2 separate regions of the Homo sapiens genome follow, and region 2 is linked to region 1. Evidence: chromatin loops called from intact Hi-C (ENCODE). Cell type or tissue: mammary epithelial cell. All regions are shown on one strand. Links, peaks and the distances in the headings refer to the core of each region. The heading gives the core; the rest is flanking DNA.

Region 1 (2,810 bases), core at 302-2,801:
CTCCAGTGATTTGTTTTATAGATGTGACCCTTAAGAGAAAATTTTAAAAATTGGACAATTTTTTTGTGGGAGGGGAATAGGCCTTGGGAGAGACACATAGTATTCTGGATCTGGAACTGATTTTCTTTCCTCCTTTTGATTCAAATTGGTTGTATTCCCAGCCACACCTACCACTTTGGGACCATCTCCTTTCCTGTCTGAACTGCATAGAAGTGGAAATCCTACTTGTATGCCAGACTCCCTTAACCCCAAAAGAACTTTTAAAGGTGTTCACTGATTTTTCTCTGCTTCTTGACTCAGATGTTAAATGATTGGCTTAGATTTTTACCTTTTTATCTTTCTGGGATTAAATCCTGGCCCCTCTTTTATATAATGTGTCATCTGGGGAAAATTATTTGACTTCTATGGATGTCAGTTTTCTTATTTATAAAATGGTGATAATAATAGACTTTACCTCTTGGGTTAGTATGGAGATTTAAAAGATATATTCTGTATTAGTCAGAGATCTCCAGAGAAAGAGAACCAATAGGATATATATAGATATAAGAGGGAATTTATTAAGGGAATTGGATCATGTGATTATAGAGGCTGAGAAATCCTGATATGCTGTCTGCAAGCTGGAGAACCAGAGAAGCTGGTAGTGTAATTCTGTCTGAGTCCAAAGGCCTGGGAACAGGGGAGCCAACGGTGCAACTCTCAGTCCAAGGCTGAAGGCCTGAGAACCTGGAGTTCCGACGTCTGAGGGCAGGACAAGATGGCTATCCCCAACCCAGAAGAGAATGAATTGACTCTCCCTCTGGCTTTTTATCCAGAGGATGTGGGTGATCATCATCTAGTCGGTGCAGAGCCTGGATGGAAGTCTGCTGATTACTAAGTCTACTGATTCAAATGCTTATCTCTTCCAGAAGCACCGTCACAGACACACCCGGGAATAATGTTTTGCTCGCTACCTGGGTATTCCCAACCCAGTCTAGTGGATACCTAAAATTAACTGTCATATATTCCATATTGTTAGTGCAATGTTTGGTGAACAGCAAAATGTTCAACAGATGTTAGCTCTAATTTTTATTTTGTTATCCTATGCCTCAAATTCTTTCAGGTTGTCTTTATAAGTATACGACTGATTCATGTTTATTGACTCACTAACAATAGAGTATTTACCTAACTGTGAATCATGTTTTATTTCCTATAGGTGGCTATTTTATATTTGAAAATGGAAACAGGAAAATCTTGCCTTTTATAGTCAGCCTGAGTAATCTGACTTCAATTGAGTGCATGCATTTATGGGGGGGTAAGGTGATGGAAGGAATATTTGGACTATAAAGCTCAATTCCCAAATCCTATTTCTCAGCCTTCAACGGTGCAGGAAATCAGTCACTGCATTTCTGATACTGATGACCTCTTTGGTCCTGACTCATCTGAGATGATGCCATACAGAAACCATGGCTCTGGCAAATAGACATGTAATTTGTTTCTTGGACTTAGTAGTGTACAAATTGGGATATTCTCAGCACTAATCTCCCTAACAAGGACAATTCCTGGTTGCAAATTATTTAGTCTACATACAATTTGGGAACTTGGGAATGTTTAGATATTCAGCTGTTTCACAAGCCAGACTATTCAAGTTCAGAGAATTTCTGCTGAATCCTCTGATTTGATTCAGATTATATACAAGCTTAGGCAACTCTTTTGTGGAAGGTATTGAACAACAAGGCAATGAATCATATGGCTTAGTGAACTCTGCCTTAGGTTATTCAGTCATTCATCAAACATTCATTATACAACTACTCTGTGTCAGCCCTTGGTCTCAGTACTGAGGACACACACAAATGAATGTGCTACCCTGTCTGTTCTCTGGGGCCTCAAGGGTGGATAGTAACTTTGTAGGAAATATTCTGTGGAAAAGCAGGGAACAATTATCCATCCGTCCATTCTTCAATTCAACAAATATTTATGAAACATTTATGTGAGCCAGGCATCAAGTTAGGTATAGGTGATTCAGCAATAGACAATACAGATGCTCCCTGTCCTCCTAGACTTATTATAACTCATGGTAGAGATAAACAATCAAATAATTAAACATAAATTTATAGTACCTTGGGATAAATGCAAGATAAGTGAACCATTTACAGTACATTGTGATATAGGGAATATAGTAATGAAGGCTAAATGCTCAATTTAGAAGTGATTTCTCTCTCTGCCTCACCTGAGGAAAGATCTGAAGCTTTGAGCGGAACAGTTCCATTTGAAAGTGGTCATATAAGAGGACTGTATCTTTAGAAGTTTCTTTGGTTATACAGGCTCGTACAAAAGCAATTACGAGCAGAGACTGGAACAATACTAGAAATATAGTTGATGACTTAAATGGAAGAAAACCTGTGTATTAGGCATTGGACTTTGAGTAATTGTAGACATAAAAACTCAAAGTTCTTTACAATGAGCATATTAGCACTGACAACAGGAAACAGCCAAAAAAGACCTTCATGGATGAAAACTATAAAATAAGATGCAGATTTGGACTCAGATAAGGACAGAGTTTCTCTCCCAAGTGGTCCTGGTTAAGGGCTTTACCAATGTTCTAGAGAGGAGGACATTTAAACCTGTGATTATTTATATTTTACCATACGTATTTTTGCTTACAATAAGTAAGGTATATGGATTCAATTCATTTATCATAGGAGGTTGTATTTCCTTATATATTGTCTCATTTTTCTCATCAGGTCCTGTGTTAAAAAAAAGTTTTCTCTTACTGTTGAGAAGTACCTGAATCAAATAGAACAAACCAACACTACTGTCCTAGTACCCTAAGC
Region 2 (2,810 bases), core at 47-2,546, 140 kb before region 1:
AGTGCTATTCCAGAGAATGCACAAATGATAAGAAAGGGAAACAGCCTTCTAGTTGGTATGGAGAAAGAACAAACCAGCCACAATAGTCCCTTAAACCAAAGCCTAATCCAGAGCAAAGCCCTAACTCTCTTCCTTTCCATGAAGGCTGAGAGAGGTGAGGAAGATGCAGAAGAAAAGTGTGAAGCCAGCAGAGATTGGTTCATGAGGTTTAAGGAAAGAGGCCATCTTTATAACATCAAAGTACAAGATGAGACAGCAAGTACTGATTTAGAAGCTACAGCAAGTTATCCTGAAGTTCTAGCTAAGATAATTTGTGAAGACAGCTACACTAAACAACAGGTTTTTAATGTAGACAAAACAGCCTTATATTGGAAAAAGATGCCATCTAGGACTTCCATAGCTTGAAAGGAGAAGTCAATGCCTGGCTTCAAAGCTTCAAAGGACAGGCTGACTGTCTTGTTAGGGGCTAGTATAGCTGGTGAGTTTAAGTTGAAGCTAATGCTCATTGACCATTCCAAAAGTCCTAGGGTCCTTAAGAATTATTCTAAATCTACTCTGCCTGTGCTCTCTACATGGAACAACAAAGCCTAGATGACAGCATATCTGTTGACAGCATGGTTTACTGAGCATTTTAAGCCCACTGTTGAGGCCTACTGCTAAAATATATATATATTCCTTTCAAAATATTACTGTTCTTTGACAAAATGCATCTGATCACCCAGGAGCTCTGATGGAGTTGTACCAAGAGATTAATGTTTTTGTGCCTGCTAACACTACATGCATTCCTCAGCCCGTGGATCAAGGAGGAATTTCAAATTTCAAGTTTTACTATTTAAAAAATACATTTCATAAGGCTATAGTTGCCATAGGTACTGATTCCTCTGATGGATCTGGGCAAAGCAAAATAAAAACCTTCTGGAAAGGATTCACCATTCTAGATGCTATTAAGAACATTTGTGACTCGTGGGAGGAGCTCAGAATATGAACATTGTCAGGAGTTTCGAAGAAGTTGATTCCAACCCTCATGGATGACTTTGAGGGCCTCAACACTTCAGTGGAGGGAGTAACTGAAATGTGGTGAAAATAGTTAGAGAACTAGAATTAGAATTAGCCTGAAGATGTGACTGAATTGCTACAATCTCATGCTGAAACTTGAATGGATGAGGAGTTGCTTCTTATGGATGAGCAATGAAAGTGACTTCTTAAAATGGAATCTACTCTTGGTGAAGATGCTGTGAACATTGTTGAAATTAGGACACAGGATTTAGGCTGGGCATGGTGGCTCATGCCTGTAATTCCAGCATTTTGGGAGGCCAGTGCAGGCAGATCACTTGAGGTTAACAGGTCAAGAGTTGGAGAACAGCCAGGCCAACATGGTGAAACCCCATCTCTACTAAAAATACAAAAATTAGCCAGGTATGGTGGCACATGCCTGTAATCCCAGCTATTTGAGAGGCTGAGGCAGGATAATCACTTGAACCTGGCAGGCGGAGGTTGCAGTGAGCCGAGATCTTGCCACTGCACTCCAGCCTGGGCAACGGAGATTCTGTCTCAAAAAAAAAAAAAAAAAGAACAAAGGATTTAGATGATAAAGCAGTGGCAGGGTTTGAGAGGATCGACTGCAATTATGAAAGAAGTTCTACTGTGGATAAAATGCTATCAAAACATATTGCATGCTACAGAGAAATCCTTATGGCAAATTTCATTGTTGTCTAATTTTAAGAAATTGCCACAGCTGCCCCAACTTTCTGTAATCACCATCCTGATTAGTCAGCAGCCATCAACATCGAGGCAAGACCCTCTACCAGCAAAAAGATTATGACTCACTGAAGGCTCAGATAATTGTTAACATTTTTTAGCAATAAAGCATTTTAAAATTCAGGTATGCACATTATTGTTTCAAATATTATGTTATTGTGCACTTAAAGACTACAGTATAGTGTAAACATAACTTTTACATGCACTAGGAAATCAAAAACTTTGTGTGACTTGCTTTATTATGATAATTACTTCTTTGTGGTGGTCTGCAATATCTCAAAGATATGCCTGTCCTGTGTTCAGGTTAATTGCCTCCAAATACTGCTTTTCATGTCTTAATACCTTGCTCAAGCTCTTTTAATAATTACCCAATCTCTGAATACAGCTCTAACTCATCAGTTTTGCATTCCAACACCTCCCACTTTTACAAAGTCCCTCTGACTTTTACAAAGTCTCATTCCAAACTTTTTTTATTTTTTATTTTTTTAGAAGGAATCTTTCTCTGTCACCCAGGCTGGAGTACAGTGATGCACGATCTTGGCTTACTGCAACCTCTGCCTCCTGGGTTCAAGCGATTCTTTTGTCTCAGGCTCCCAAGTAGCTGGGATTACAGGCATGCACCACCACGTCTGGCTAATTTTTTTATTTTTAGTAGAGACGAGGTTTCACCATGTTGGCCATGCTGGCCTCGAACTCCTGACCTCCAGTGATCTGCCCGCCTTGGCCTCCCAAAATTCTGGAATTACAGGCGTGAGCCACTGTGTCCAGCCCCCAAATGTTTTTTCATCCATTTCCTGTACAGAGGCAGCCGGTGACAGTCAAATTTTGTTTCCATATCTAGGTGTTGCTACTCATTAGCTGTGGATCCTTTTCTGAGCCTCAGAATCTTCATCTTGAAAATGGACACAATAACTTACTATGATGCACCGAGAAGAACATAGCATCGTTTCTCTAATATGCTTGCCCAAATTGTATAAGCTCATTCTAATCATGAGAAAACATCACACAAACCTAAACGGAAGGACATTCTACAAAATAACTGACCAGCACTC

Evidence for each region. Hi-C counts contacts between places; a loop is a spot of excess contacts. Peaks named below come from ENCODE experiments on the same cell type or tissue, not always from the same donor. Only the 100,000 strongest peaks of a DNase experiment are listed, where the experiment ranks them.
Region 2: a loop joins it to region 1, with 6 times the contacts of the local background. A loop is called at or near these places in 3 of 110 quality-filtered maps.

The regions. Positions count from the first base shown.
Region 1 is chr12:75,861,727-75,864,536 of GRCh38, reverse strand. No RefSeq gene overlaps it. Among named protein-coding and RNA genes, the nearest start is that of PHLDA1-AS1, 170 kb to the left of the region's middle. RefSeq lists a silencer at 1,234-1,528. In mammary epithelial cell, for the core only: no CTCF peak of the experiment used is centred there; DNase peaks (open chromatin) are centred at 926, 1,366 and 1,726; H3K27ac peaks cover 2,500 bases.
Region 2 is chr12:75,997,834-76,000,643 of GRCh38, reverse strand. No RefSeq gene overlaps it. Among named protein-coding and RNA genes, the nearest start is that of PHLDA1-AS1, 31 kb to the left of the region's middle. In mammary epithelial cell, for the core only: no CTCF peak of the experiment used is centred there; a DNase peak (open chromatin) is centred at 1,203; H3K27ac peaks cover 2,500 bases.